Regions from separate parts of the Homo sapiens genome. Here region 1 is linked to region 2. The links are chromatin loops, found by intact Hi-C in ENCODE. Cell type or tissue: GM12878. All regions are shown on one strand.

Region 1 (8,000 bases), 56 kb before region 2:
TGGAGGGAGGAGGACTGTATTGCATTAGTGGTGTGGCTAGACACTTGCCGTTCTTTTGGCTGCCCAGCATCTGAGCGCTCATTCTGGTGTGGGGAGTTCTCTACTTTCGGAGCTTTGCTGGGAGGCAGAATAACCCTCTTTTCCACAGAAAAAGAGGGCAGTGTCAATTGCTACAGGCATTGCTGGTGTGAGCATCATCATCTGCTGCTCCCTGGTGCTCCTGGATCAGTCCATGGCGTGATCTGAGGCATTATTCCTGGCTTTTGGACATTCTGGGAGCCACCTAGTAAGCTTTTAATAAAATTCTCTTCTGCTTGGTTTCATCAGAGTTAATTTTTTTCTATTTTAATTTATATTTTTAATGTATTTATTTTGCCAGTAGACTAGCAGCAGGCAAAGATATCAGAGTTGATTTCTGTAGCTTGTAATTAAAAGTCCTGATAGAAAGAGATGCACATCATTGAGCACTTTCCTCTGTGCCAAGAAAATTGCATGTGTTTTATGTACGTATCTCATTCAAGTTTCTCCTGAACTCTGAAAAGAGGTAACATTATTGGTCTCTCATTCACAGGTGAAAAAACCGAGGTTCAGAGAGGTTAAGCAATTTAATCAAGGTCATGCAGGCAGCAAACAAAGCTGGGATATGATCCAGGCTTTTCTGATAGGGAGACTGTGATCTTAACCTCTTCTGCTCTGCTCTATGTTGTTATTAACTACCTGTTTGTATTTTAGAGCATTTTATTATGAAAGGTTCTTTCGCAGAACATAGTGGAGGCAAGACTTGGCTCTCTTACTTGATTATTTTTTATTTATTTATTTATTTTTTTGGAGACAGGATCTGGCTCTATTGCCCAGGCTGGAGGGCAGTGGCACGATCTTGGCTCATTGCAACCACTGCCTCCTGGGCTCAAGCCATCCTCCCACCTCAGCCTCCTGAGTAGCTGTGACTACAGGCATGCACCACCACACCTGGCTAATTTTTTTTTGTATTTTTAGTAGAGATGGGGTTTCATCATGTTACCCATGCTGGTCTCGAACTTGTGAGCTCAAAGCGATCTACCCGCCTCAGGCTCCCAAAGTGCTGGGATTACAGGCGTGAGCCACTGCACCAGCCTTTTTACTTGATTATTAAAAATAGGATTTGACAGATGTAGATTGTCATTGGTTAGAATGTGGAATTAAACCCTTGTTCTACTTTGCTGTATTGTGTTTGGGGCTGATGTAAAGGCAGAGAGTAGATCCTAAAGACAAACAGGCATAGAAGAGGGAAAGTGGGGAATGAAGAGGTGGGAGGAAAGGAACTTATCACACTTCTAAAAAGTGCTAAAGGCTCTGTCAGAGTTCTGCTTCTCACATCATCAAATTTTCAATAATAACTATTCACCTAGAACAGTCTATACCCGGATATCTGCATGGCTGAAACTCCCTGCCCGCTATCCCCTTCCCCCATTTCATTCAGGTCTCTGCTCAAGTGTCATCAGAGAGGTCTTCTCTTCCATCTATAATAAACTGCTCCCTGCTACCCACCCATCCTCTTAACCCACCTAATTTATTTTCATAGCACTTCTCACCACCTGACTGGTTATACATCTTTGTGTTTACTTTTTGTCTCCTTGCCACTAGAATGTGTAAGTTTCATCAGACCACGGACTGTTTTGTTCACTACTAAATCCCCAGCATTTAGAGTGTATCTGATACATAGTAGATGCTCAAATTCATTTACTTCAATCTTGAGTAAATGAATGAAGGTGAGGAAACTGAGGCTCTGAGAGTTTTAGATAACTTGCCTTTGATCTCATGGAAAATGATGAAACCAAGTTGCAAATTCTAGTCTAGGTGACTCCTAAGACACCACATTTCTCAGGTTCCACTCTTTACTAACATCTCTATTCCTGGGAAAATTCCTCTATTTGTACACAATTTGGGTAAGAAACATCTCATGGGATTTCAAAGTTGAAAAAAAAAAACCTTAAGTAGCCAGTCTAACTTTCCTATTTTACAAATGAGGAAATAACCATGATCCATTGAGGGTAGGTGACTTGATCAAAGTAATACTGCTATTTACTGATAAAGGAAGGACCACAATCAACCTACCTGGTCATCAGTTCAGTCCTATCTCCCCATCCCCTGCTATGTTTATTGCTGTCTTGATAAAGCAAGCCCTATTTGGTGCAGAATTCAGATGCCAATCATTGGTGATGGGTTCGAGATAATGAGTCATGCCATTTTAATCCCATAATATTAACGCAGTAAAGCAGAGGCTGCAAACCCAGAGGCCCACAGGGACCCATAGATAGCATAGCTTTCAGATGGGATTGGTGGGGGCTGTGCCAAACTGGGAGGTAGATAACCTGTTCAAAGGGGCCAGCCCCACCACACCTGCTGCCTGCTCAGAGAAACATGTTACAAGAAAAAAACATGGTAAACCAATTTAAAAATGTTTGAAACACCCTGCTGGCCAAACAAAACACTTCTGGCTGCCAGGTCACCCTGGTGGACTTCAGTTTGCGATTGCTAAAATCTTAGTATGAACAGCTCTTTCCAAAGGAGATTTCAGTACGTGTGGATATGGTGGAGAATATGTGAAGTGCTATCATTGTGGCTAATTGTTCTTTAGCCAAAAGATTAGTGGGTTGGACTGTCAAAGTTCACAGAGTGAAAATAATTAACAATAAAAGAGTATTTATTGCCTGTCTTTATTACCCTGGTGATAAAGTTGAAGAGTAATGTGTTTCCTCTGTCACGATACAATCTGTCCTAATGGAGGATACTTGGTTATGCTGTTTCCTGACTGGGAGTCAGGAGACCTTTTTAGATGTTTGGTGCAGCTATTAACTACCTGGATGTTACTGGGCAAAGCACCCAATTTTTCTGTTCTGCCATATTCACATTTGAGTAATTAAGGACTGGACTTAATTATTGGGGCGTAGGAAACAGGATGCAGAGGATTTTATACCAGACTTGAACCTTGTTTTTTATCTTCATCTCTAGAAAAAAAGAAAAAGCCTGTGTTGTCAGAGCAAGATAGGGACTGGATCATTCGTATCTATCACATATGTCTTTGAGCACATTGATAATCACAGTGTATTTGCTGCTCTTCTTCAGATGAGTCAGCTGTGAAGCTTAGATAGGTTGAGAATGACTGGACTTAGTGATCTCTAGGGTCGTTTCAGCTCTAAACCCTGTCACAGCTTGTGTTACCCTTGCTGGGGACAGATTTCAGAGGCATTTATCATACAGAGTCTTGAGCATGGGTTTTGTGGCCACATGGCCTGGGTTGCATCTTCACCTTCCTGGCGATGTTGATTTTCTCTAAGCCTCAGTTTCCTCATCCTTAAAATGGGGGGTTATAATGACAACTGCCTGGTAGTCTCGTTATTGTGATAATTGCCCCTGACAAATTATTAAATTTAATTCTTACAGTGAAGCAACTGGGCAGCATAAATAATAAAATTTTAATTAACATTTACATTTCAAATGCATGATAATTCTCTTTTTCTGGCAGATTTTAGGCTTTTAAGTTTCTTATTAGGAATTGAGATGTGTTGGAATTAAGAGGTGGCAGGCTTAATCAGTACTGTTCCTCACTTACACATTCAGTTTAGCCTAATGTGCCTCTCTATATTTAAGCAGTACCAATTAATTAAGGCATAGAGAGCAGTGAATCTTGTATCAATGTGAGCTGTAGGTACCCTGATTTTAACCAAACAGCTAACTTTGCCTGTGGCTACAAGGTCATGCTTGTGAATCCTTGCACAGTGAAACAGAAAGAAGGCTTCACATGGGCATTCAGTATCACTCGAAGGAGGCCATCTGACTACAACTTTGCTGTAGAGGGAAGCATGTATTACAGGAGAAGAACTGCTTTAGTAGTGTTCACGGGCTAATGTGAAGGACTTCTGCACTAGAAGAACAAAAACACCTCTCCAGATCCATAGTGGAGCATAATTTAAGGCAAGAGGATGACAATAGACAAATTGCACCCACTTCAAAAGGAGAGAGTGTGTTTACACTGAGTATTTGTTCCAAGGAGCTGAGAAGCAGGCACCATGCCCTGATGGGCCCTTCACACTGGGTTGCTGTCACTGCTGAAAGAGCAGCCTGTCCTTGTCTGCTGTACTTTCATCTTCTGCCATATTTGTATTCATGTGCGCTATCCTCCCACATAAAAGAGCACAGCTTGCTATTCCTGCCTTTGCTTCTGTGACCTGCAGTAAAACCATTAAAGATATATTTTAAGGCTTTTTACATGGAATGGTAATTATGCACAATGGTTTTTAATCATTTGGCATCTAGCATGGAGCCTTCAGAGAGTATTATGCCTCAGAGAGCTGCAGCTTGCGTGGATCTTGGGAGGGGCCCTTGGTTTCAGGGGCTTTGTGTTCTGTGTGTGTGTGTGTGTGTGGCAACACCAGGTAGTGACAACAGTGTCACCTGGGAAACAGAGGACACAGATGACTGCTTGGTGGACTTGAAACCAGCTCTAAACAGCTGTTGGGTTCTGAACAAAACTCCAGGAAAATTGTTCGCTGGGTGAGCTGGTGGGATGAAGAGACTGGGATGGGCTGAGGGTGGAGGGCCGAACGGATACCCTGCACGTTATTTGTGGTGTTGTCAAGGGAGAGTTTAGAGACATCACATGAATCTCACCTTGCTGCCAATTTGGTTCATAGAAAGTCACAGCTGGAAATCTTCTTAGAAGAGAACATCTTGTTCTCAAGCCCCTCATTATACAGCGGAGGAGACTGTGGCATGCAGAGGTGAAATGACTTGCCTGAAGTCAGTTAGCTGCTTGGTAAAACTAGCCAAGAATCCAGGCCTTCTGATTCCCCCACCCCAGCAAATAGTGTCTTTTTTTTTTTTTTCATTTAAAGAGAAAAAGGGTGGATATTTATTAAATAGGGGGAAAGAAACAGTAAAGTAGAATGAACAAAGTATAATCCTATTATCAAGGCAAACCACTGTTAATATTTTTATATTCATCATCCCATATATTAACTTTTTTACAAATTATTATTAAACAAATTATCCATATTTTGTATCCCACTTTTTTTTTTTTTTTTTTTTTAAGATTCTTGCACAGGCTGGACTTGAACTCCTAGGCTCATGCAATCTTCCTGCGTCAGCTTCCCCAGAAGCTAGGACTACAGGTGTGTGCCACCACACCTGGCTGCTTCCACTTCTTTTTTATAGTTTCCATTTATTTCTGCTTCCACTCGTATCAAATTTTTGTTGCCTAGCATCCCTGACTATTAAGGAACATTAATACGAGTTTGTCTTAATCATAAAAAGAAGTTCTTTATAGCTTTAATGTTAATTCACCATTGTGATTCTTTTGGTTTTTTTTTTTTTTTTTAAAGGTTTTGTGTCCTCTTTTTCTCCTCCTCCTCTTCCTTTTCTTCTTGGTTCCGTTTTTAATGTACTTAACAAGAAAGTCATTGTAGACCTTTATGATGATTCTTTATTTCAATTCCAAACATGCATACTCCCTCACACCACACACAGATTCTTTCATCCTAAATTTGTTTTCGTTGAGCTCTTTCACTCCTATCATTTTAACCCTCATGGATATGCTAATTATTCCAAAATTATCTCCAGCCAGTAACTCTTTCATGGGCACAACCTAGACTTCCAGATGTCTAGATCAGTTCTTGTCTATTTTGACTGTGCACAGGCGTCACCTTGGGATTTTGTTAAAATGCAGATTTGAATCCAACAAATCTGGAGTGGGGCCTAAGATTCTGCCTTTTTGGCAAGCTTGATGCCTGGTGCCGCTGGTCCGTGGAGCACATTTAGGTAGCAAGGGTCTCCAACATACCTCAGATTCAGCAGGTCCAAACTGAGGGTGTCACATTCTCTGCCAAACCTGCTCTTTTTTTTCCTATCTTCACTTTCTCAGTTAATGACTTTGCCATCTACCCTCCTGTCCAAGAACAAACTGTGGAATCATCTTTGTTTCTTCTGTTTCCTTCATCTACTTTATCTAATTGGTCACCCAGGCATTCTCTTTGGGAAAAGCTTCTTGAATGTGTCCTTTCACTTTTGTTTCTACCAATGCCCTTTGGATTCAGGACCTTATCATCGCTCAGCGATCTGTTTACGCCACAGCATCTTGGCCCCAGGCTGTCTCAGGATGTGCCTTCTCAGAATTATCTTTCTAAAACAGGAATTTGATAGTGACATTTGCTTGTTTAAAAACTTTCCATTGTCGTACTGCCTGCATTCCAGGGTTCTTAATTTGACAAGCAAGGTCCTGCAGGATTTGGCGGCAGCCTTATTCCCTCCAACCCCAACCCCCTATCTGGTGCCTTCTCCCTCCCCCAGGGGGTTGTACCTCCCTGAAAATGAATGCAGTCTGTCTACATCACCGCACTCACGGTTCTCTAAACCCACTGTCCATGCTTGCTACTCTGTCTTTGCTTGTGTGGTTGCCATGCCTTGAAGGCCTTTCTCATCACGTTCTACCTGGTAGACTCCTACTCAACCTCCGGCTCATGTCACTCTTCTGTGGAGCCTTCAACGGATCCCTTCACTAGAGCTTGTGACTTCCCTAATATGTGCTTCCATAGCACTTACCACTTAGGATATGGAGTTGCACATGTCTTTGTTGCCTTCTAAATTCTAGGCCCAGGCCGGGCATGGTGGCTCACACCTATAATCCCAGTACTTTGGGAGACCAAGAGTTCAAGACCAGCCTGGCCGACATGCCGAAACCCCATCTCTACTAAAAATACAAAAAAGATTAGCTAGGGTGTGGTGGCGAGTGCCTGTAATCCTGGCTACTACAGAGGCTGAGGCAGGAGAATCACTTGAACCCAGGAGGTGGAGGTTGAAGTAAGCCGAGATTGTGTCATTGCACTCCAGCCTGGGTGACAGTGAGACTCTGCCTCAAAATAAAAAATAAAATAAAATAAAATAAAAAAAATTCTAGGCCTATCTTGTCTGAAGTACACCTGCGTTCCACAGTTTGGCATAGTGTGGAATAAAGTAGGTTTTCTCTGAATATTTGCTGAGTCAATGAGAAAATAAATGTTTTGTAGATAAACAGGCATTAACTTGTACATGTTAGCAGTGAGAAGGAATGACAGCAATTGTCTCTGCTGGGCTCTACGAGGAGAACCTGCCTACTGCCTCATTCATTCTAAAGCTACCCTGTCAAGACAGTAGTCATCAGCAACCTGTGGTCATTGAACACTTGGACTGTCTGCTCCAAATTTAGTTATGATGGAAGTGCAAATTATGTGCAGGATTTCAAAGACATAGAATGGAATAAAAAGGATTTCATTAATAATTGCCATATTTATTACATGTTGCAGTGATGATATTTGGTGTATATTGCGTGGGTTAAAATTAACATTAATTTGATCTGCTTTTCACTTTTGTAAATGTAGTTACTAAAAAAAAATTAAATAACTTTCGTCCTCACCTTTTATTTCTATTGGCCAGCACTGTTCTAAAATATCAATTTATTTCTCATATTTGAAGCACCTCCGGAAGGTTTCCCATTACCCCCACAATTGTGCTTTTTAAGATTCCATAAAGTGATGTTTAGTTGTTTTCAATTCTTATGAGTTACTGACTTTAAATTTGTTTCAGTGAAGACTCTACCAGTGAACTCAGTTCAAGTTGTGTTTTTGAGATGATTCTCTTGATTCTTACTGAATCACCAAACTGAAGAACTTTATCATATGTCAGATGTTACTGTTACCTATAAATAGAAAACTCAAAATATATTGTTTTTCTTTTTACCATGACCTAGGGGATTAGAAATGGAAAGTGAAAAATTTTAGCGTAAGATTTGTCTGCATCCTCAACCCTGATGTCCACACAGTTTCTCACTAATTTTGCTGATTTAAAATTATACACATTGCATGCCATCATTGATACCTTCTGCTTAATCAGTTTTTCAGTGTTTAAAGCTTAAGGATTCTATCACTTTTATGTTTTTTTTTTTTCCATTTGAGGTGCCTAAGGCAATTTTATTTTAATTTTTTTGTAAT
Region 2 (8,000 bases):
CACATCCAATACATTGTCTTCCTGAATTTGAAAATCCAAGAGAAAATAGGAGAAAAGAGAGAGAATCTCTCTTCATTTTCATAACCCCATTCTTTATGAAATCGTTAGAGCTGGATCAGGACTAAGTGTTTCTTGGGGAGTGCACACTGTCCTGGCCTGCTTCTAATGGGCTGTGGTGTTGCCAGGATTGGAATTACTCTTTATACATTTCACAGTTTGCATCACCTGCTTTTTTTGATAAGTTGCCTTGATTTAGGACACCAGTTTCGGCCTCCTTGGCTCTTACTACATAGTGATCTCATTTTAATAGGATTCGAGTAACCTGATATATTCTGATCATAATTTTCCACTTGTGTCCCCTGGGTTTGGTGTCTGGTACTTAGAGCTCCCTGAAACTGTGGTGTTTGTAAGTTTCATAGCTTGTCATTGTCTCACTTCATGTAACACCTATAGCACGTTTGCCACTAGTGGACATTGTGTGATTCTGAGACGAGTTCTTTTAAGTACATTCACTAACAAAGATATAATTCCTCAGAAACAGGTAACAAACATAACTTCATATTACCCACATTGGCAAGATAGTCCTCAATTCACCGAGTTCAAAGCACTCGGGCCCTCACTAGCAGACTGCAATGGCCAGCTCACAGGAGGCAAAAATACATTTACTTCAGTACAGAATAGTGAATATAATGCAGATTTTACTTTGCAACGAGAAGGCTGGCAGAAGGACAAGTTTAACTAAGTGTAATTTCTAAGAAGGCCAATTAAGTGGATTCAGCTGGCTCAACTCTTCAACCCAGCCTGTTGTCATATGCCAAATTATGCAGCAGCTGGTCCATTATAAATAATTTAAAAGATAATATGCAAAAATGTTGGTTGTCTCTTTTCCCCCTGGCCCCACCAAATTTCTCTGTACTATTCTCTCTCCCTCTCCCTCCATTTTTTCTGCCTCTCTTCTCTGGATCTTCCTCTGTTGTCCTTTCCTCCCTCATTCTTTCCCTGCTCATTCTTTCCCCCCTCATTCTTTCCCTCCATGCCCCCTCTCTCTCCTCTTCCTTCCCTCCCTATCTCCCACTCCCTTTTTCTATCTTTTCCTCCCTCCTCTTTTTTTTTTCCTCTTCCTCCTTTTCTCACTCCCTCTTCCCTCCTCTCTATTTCTTTTTCTGTCTTTGCCACTCCCCTTCACCTATTTCATCAATTACAAAAATAATTGGGGGTAGAGAATGGTTGTTGTGTTAGGAAGAGAAAATGTGGTAATTTGCCTTACAAGAAAACAAAGAACATACTTTGGGAGAATGGTTTCATGTAACAGAGGAAAGTGACAGAAACTTGTGATGGTTTTTAACGTGATAGGATTTATATATAGTAAAGAAGTATACAAAAAATAGTAATTACAAAACTCAATTGATTTATTAGTAATAATTTGCCTGACAAATTTTGTAGAGTTCTGAGGTAAGTGAACTAGATATTTCTAATTCTGCATGGACTCAGACTGTTTTTTGCAGCTGGCAGCAGGATGGCTGTGCATTAAAGACAGGTATATTGATGTATTTTCTTGCCTCGTTTACTATAAAATTGGGTTTTCCATTTCCCGTAGGTGACTAATCAGAGGTAGCCTTCTGTTTTAGTCCCAGAGACTGATTATGTATTTTTTTATGTAATATACTTCTAAATTTAAAACATATACTTCTTTTTTAATGATTTTTTTCTTAATTTAACGAAGATTTATAATATGTAGATGAAGCCCCCAAATGGAACAATTATTTTAACCAGTCTCTTAATTAAAACTTTATTACTTACAGTTTGTGGAATGTCCAGGAAAAAGTATAAATTTTAAAATGTTTTTTGGCCTTAGGTACAGTTTTTTGTTGGTAAAGTACATTTGGATTAGAGGAGAGGAGTAGTTTTTTTTCTGAGTAAAAGAAATATTGACTTTTGGTAGTCTGATTTGTCTTGTCTAAAGAGCAGAGTCTCTTGAAAGTGAAAATGTGTCATACTCTCAGCAAGAAAAAAAATGCACTTCTAGCTGCTTCTTTTTTTTTTTTTTTTTTTTTTCGTGCCTATCAGAATCTTTGCCAAGAACTAGAAGCAAAGTTTTATGAAGGGACTTTTAATTGGGAAAGTGTCAAACAGCATGATGCCGCCAGCCTGCTGAAGCTCTTCATTCGGGAGTTGCCCCAGCCACTGCTCAGTGTGGAGTATCTCAAAGCCTTTCAGGCTGTCCAGAGTAAGTGCTATCCCTCTTTGAAGCAGTCCTTCTGCTGGTGCCATCTATGTTAATTGTTTTAATGACATTTGGCATCACAAAGAACGCAACCAGACGTATTTGGGTGGACATATTGACTCAACTGATGTCAGTGGGTGCTCAGCTGCCATGCATTGTTTTCTGTTTTTCTTATAAATATGCATTCCTGAGTAAACAGATAACAGAATGTTCTCTTTGGGTACAGATTAATTGCACGACATTTAAGCAATACAATATATTTCAGTGTTAAAACCTGGAAACTTCATGTTTCTCTTATAATAGAATGAGTCACATAAGATCTCTGATACAATTTTCTTGCCAAGTGTTAAAAAGCAACACTTACTGGAGAAGCTGTGGATGAACAGTTATCATAAAAGCACAAGGAGAAGTGGTAGGGTCTCTGAGCATTTCTTGAAAAATTAAATTCTGAGGTTGTCATGCAGAAGTGTGGAGCAAAGCATTTTGCTGCCTCATTGGTGGAAGGTCACAAGCTGCTTCTTATGTACTGCCATTTTGTCGTCTTGGGCAAGCTACACATTAGTGTCTCTAATAGTTCTCGATTCTTTTTCCAGTGAACCTAGATCTTATAAGGTTTATCTACTGGCCTAATTATCCATTTTACACCTAGAGGCCATGAAGAAAAGTAAAAATGCCATCACTGCCTTCAAGTAACTGTATCTTTATCTTTTAAACAGGGACACTTATAAGAATGAAAAGGGGCACTATTAATAATTATGGTGAGCTCCCAGCACTTTGGGAGGCTGAGGCGGGCAGATCACTTGAGGTCAGGAGTTCAAGACCAACCTGGCCAATATGGTGAAATCCCATTTCTACTAAAAATACAAAAATTAGCCAGGCATAGTGGTGCGCACCTGTGATCCCTGCTATCCGGGAGGCTGAGGCAGAGAATCACTTGAACCTGAGAGGTGGAGGTTGCAGTGAGCCAAAATCACACCACTGTACTCCAGCCTGGGAGACAGAGTGAGACTCTGACTCAAAAAAAAAAAAAGAATAAATTGCGGTGAGCTACAGTTTCAACCAGAACTGTACCAGGCTATTCTTAACACATACAATATTGAGATGGTTTCATGAGTCATCTCGTATCATGACATTTCTTCAGAATTTCTAGGAGAGACGGAACTGAAATCTCTTCTGTTTAAAGTATTTTTTTCTTAACATGTTTCTTCTTTAAATAGAATAAATTACCTTCTGTGGGAAATATTTTTTAATGTTTAAATTGTGCTACGTTGCATACATTTCCTGGATATGGATTAAAGGACCAAATTTATTGCTGAAAAAGAAATGCTGGAATGATTCTAAATATCCATGAGTATTACTTAAATGGGGTAAGGGCTGCTGAAAATGATAACATCAATGATAATAATGCACCTCTTAGACTGTTGAGCTGCTGCTTCGTTTTCTAATTTATTCCACAGGCATTTATAAGCACCTATTGTGTTCCAGGCCCTATTTTACATATTCCTGTTGGAACTGATGGACTCTTACCATGCATTTGTTCACTCGCCATTAAAAGAAACAAACCACTGTTACGGACGCACCCTGATACTGTATCATGGAAGGTCCAATCCTCTATGTCTTTTCATTGGGGAATAATTATCACGCAGAAGTTAAAATTATTTCCAAAGCACTGTTGTGTGTCTGCAAACATAAGGCCGCACGTCATATGATCACAGTTGGAAGTGAGCATTCTGAGAGAGAGGAAGCTCCTAACAGCAGCTGCTTCTGCTGATCTCCCACAAACACACTCTCAACAAGGCTTGCAGCTCAGTCGTTGTGTCTTACATTTTACAGTCATGTTTATGCCAAATAACTTTTTTCTTAAAAAGTGAAAAAATAAAGTAAAGGAAAATGTTCACTGAAGAAAAGAGTTCAGATTTATTTAATTTGTCTGCAGATCTTCCAACCAAGAAGCAGCAACTACAGGCTTTGAACCTTCTTGTCATCCTCCTACCTGATGCAAACAGGGACACACTGAAGGTCAGCTTGGTTAATTTACATTAAATATCCCTTAGAAGTAAGCACAGTAATTTTTCATTATTTGTGGCAAAACAATAAGATGTGTATCTTGGACATGGTCATAAAAGTCTATAAAGAAAAAGCCTACTTTTAAGGACAGAGGGTGAAAGCCTTTAACTCTTTATGAGGTTGTTATGTTACTAATGTTATTAAGTTTTTGTTTTTTTTAATTTTCACTGTAACATTTCTTCTTCCAAACCAGACGATTGAGGTTCGTCGGTTAATGGAAACGTGGGTGGTTTTTTGTTTTTTTTCTCCTTCTTATTTCTTTTTTTTGCATTTATCAAATTATATTTAATAAGCAGGTAGCAGTAAGGTAAAATATAAATGTTTAAAACAAAAATCCTAAGTTTTATCAAATATAACCCACTACTACCTAAAGATATGACAGTTTGTAGTTTGAAATGGTAGATTTTGAAGTGAGTCATAATGGTGATTTGACACAATTGTTAGCCAAAAGATAGACCAACTCAAACAAATTCTAATTATTTCTCTAAGGGTTCATCCGGAGTTTCTGATTTATATCACCATTTTGAAGTGATTTGCTCTAATGTTTATATAACTTAATATCATCTACTTTAAGTGTTGTCAGAAGCTCTTATAATCAGGGATTGTGCCACACTGATTTATTTTCCTTAACAGCAGAGTTTATAGAGTAGTTGTAAAAGGTTTAATTATAAACTCTTAGAAAAAGGAAAAAAAATTAACTTAGTAAAAGTATTATCTTAAGTTTTTCCCTTGCCTTAAAAATATTTTTTATATGGGTAAAGGGCTTCTTTACCCTCTTCATTTTTTTCTATTTAAGATGAAATCTCATGACAAGAGCTTTCAAGTTAAGAAAACAAATTTACTAGTTGGTACATCTTGGAATTTTTTTCCTGTAATTCATTAAAACTCCTTGAATTGTAACTGCATGAGTGATAGTTCTTTAATGCCCATGGAATGAATATTAATACTCAACTTTTCTTGATGAAGCAGCTTATGGGGATTACTGGAGGTAAAACGCTACGTCCGCTACAGGAGAACTTCCAAAGGGTTATTCCCTTTCCTAAATCAGAAAAAAAGCCTTTTGCTTCACTGGTTGTCAAATGAATAACCCAGAAGACAGCATTAGGTTTTATTTCAATTTGCTTTTGAGACAGAGGTCAACTCAGAAAGGGTTATATTCAAAGAGTGTGTGCCCAGGGCTACTGTGTAAGTGTGTGTAGATTGTGGCTGAGACAGGGACATATGGCCCAGGACAAAGTGGGGCTGACGATCTAACATGTCCTCAGCTTGTCAGCAGTGCTCCCGACACAGGGCTTCAACTACTCAGAAATAGGGAGGAACATCTTTTTCTTACTCATTGACGACCCTATCAATGCCCAGTGTGCAGTGGGTACTGGAAAACTTATGATTTACTTAAGATACCCCTACATTCAAATGAGTTCAAGTAGTTGTAGGAGGAAGCATTCAATTCAATATGGCTGCTTTGGGTGTGGCTGAGCTGGAACTCTTCTTCGGGCTTTGCCCTCAAAGTCCCAGGCATATTCTTTTAAAAATTCTGTTAAAAAATAGTTTTAAAATTATAGGATAGTTCTTACATTTTGTGTATGAGGCTATCGGAAAGATAATTTTATAATTAAGGGGGGGGGGAGTACTATTTTTGGTAAAAAACTGGAAGATGCAAACAAGTAATTTTACATGTTTACTTAAGCTTTAGTGACTTAATTAGCCAGCTCTGCTGAAGGTTTCAAACTAGAACTTTAATAATAGAACATTTGAACAAGAATGCCATATGTGCAAAGAATAAGCCATAAATTTAGTTCTGTAAAAGGGAAGGGAAACTCCAATGCAATATAATTTCAGGAAGTCTAACGCAAAATTCCCTGACTTATCCAGTGCTAGCAGCACGCCTTCAGTTGTCATCTGAAGGACAGAATCATGTGCATGGTTGTTTGGAATATTGCTACAGCAAGTCTAAGGGTTAGGAGGCACCATGTTAAATACCACATCTTGGTGTGGTAGTAAAGTGACAGGTGTGTTTGGGCAAGCTGCTTAACTACAGTTACTTTTCACTTTGAATTATGGTGCATTTGGACCAATGATCACACCTACCTTTGACTTGGAACAATAGTGAAGACTGATTTTAAGATAGCAAGAGGGGATCCATGTTAATATAATTCTTGACATTTATCTTTTTTGTAGTTTTAAGAAGCTCATTATATACATTGTTTCAATCCTTCCAGGCTGAGAGATAAGTACTCCCATTTTACAAATCAGAAAACTTTAAAGAGCAGAGGTATGTAAAGATGTAACATCATACCCAGCTACTAAGTAATTGTGCTGGTACTCAAACCTGGCTTTTCAGAGAGTGAACCCGGTGATTGATACCACCAGGCCAGTGATAAAGTAAATATTTTTTGAAACAGGAGAAGTTCTCATGAGTGTATAAAGAAAATGTGATAGATACACACAGACACACACACATACACACATACACCATGTAATACTACTCAGCCATAAGACAGCATGAAATAATGGCCTCTGCAACAACTTGGATGGAACCGGAAGCCATTATTCTAAGTGAAGTAAAGCAGGAATGAGAAACCAAATATTGCATGTTCTCACTTATAAGTAGGAGCTAAGCTATGAGGATGCAAAGGCATAAGAATGATACACTGGACTTTTGGAACTCGGTGGAAGCGTAGGAGAAGGGTGAGAGATAAAAGACTGCATATTGGGTAGCTTATACACTGCCCAGGTGACAGGCACACCAAAATCTTAGAAATCACCGCAAAAGAACTTACCCATGTAAGCAAAAACCACCTATATCCCAAAAACTATTGAAATTATATATATATATATATAAAGGGGAAATTCTGAAGGTTCAGATAGAAAATTCTGCAGTTCCTTCAGCAAGGGCTGGGCTAACATCTCGTTAATTTTATGTCAACTCTCTCTCTTATTCTCTAGTATTCTGATAGTAGTATTTTGAGTAACGTTATTACATATGCACACCACAATTAAAACGGTTTATTACCTAATGTCTGTAATTTATGCTCATAAAGAAAGAGATACACTGGTCCCTGAACAATTATTCTGGTCTCTGTGGAACAAAATTAAATATTTTTTCCAAACTTCAATTAATCTTTTGTCCTCATTTGAGAACATGTTGTTTTATATAACTTTATGCTTGGATTACAATTTAACTTCCTGAGCACTGTACTAGAAATTAGATACATAAATCTCATTGTTAGATATTAAAGCTCTGTCCTTAATTTGTTTCAAAGTTTCAAGGTCTATATAGCAGTTATACTTGATTCAAAAGCAACCTGTTAGCACTTACAGGAATTTTTTTTTCCAGAAATTCTTTGGAAGATAGATACTTTTTTTCCTTTTTCCATTTTAGTATAGTATATTTGGCCTTTTTAGGGTAGGGATTTTAGGCTAACTCTGAAAAAATGATTCTTTTAATAGTTAAGAATTTAGAAACAAAAGCCAGATAGACCTGTAATTAAATTCTTTCTCAGGATTTGTTAGCTGTATGACCACCAGGAAGTTACTTACATTCTCCAAACATTGTTTTCTGATCTGTAAAATGGAGGTAATTACAGCATCTGTCTCCAAGTTAGGATTAAGTAATCTCTATCGTGCTTCATAAACTGCCTCATTCATAGAGAACATTGAATACCTGTGCAGTTATAGTTACTGTTGTTCTAGAACAAAAGAAGAAGGC

The links. Peaks named below come from ENCODE experiments on the same cell type or tissue, not always from the same donor. Only the 100,000 strongest peaks of a DNase experiment are listed, where the experiment ranks them.
Region 1: a loop joins it to region 2, with 2.5 times the contacts of the local background. A loop is called at or near these places in 21 of 110 quality-filtered maps.

The regions. Positions count from the first base shown.
Region 1 is chr6:129,658,378-129,666,377 of GRCh38, reverse strand. All of the region lies in intron 1 of ARHGAP18 (Rho GTPase activating protein 18), which reads left to right. Among named protein-coding and RNA genes, the nearest start is that of ARHGAP18, 48 kb to the left of the region's middle. RefSeq lists a silencer at 3,629-3,708 and enhancers at 3,729-3,778, 3,809-3,878. In GM12878, no CTCF peak of the experiment used is centred here; a DNase peak (open chromatin) is centred at 3,787; H3K4me3 peaks cover 220 bases; H3K27ac peaks cover 3,972 bases.
Region 2 is chr6:129,602,120-129,610,119 of GRCh38, reverse strand. It overlaps ARHGAP18 (Rho GTPase activating protein 18), which reads left to right. Exons shown (of 15, transcript NM_033515.3): 9 at 2,068-2,227; 10 at 4,161-4,243. Among named protein-coding and RNA genes, the nearest start is that of ARHGAP18, 100 kb to the left of the region's middle. In GM12878, no CTCF peak of the experiment used is centred here; a DNase peak (open chromatin) is centred at 3,309; H3K4me3 peaks cover 315 bases; H3K27ac peaks cover 3,921 bases.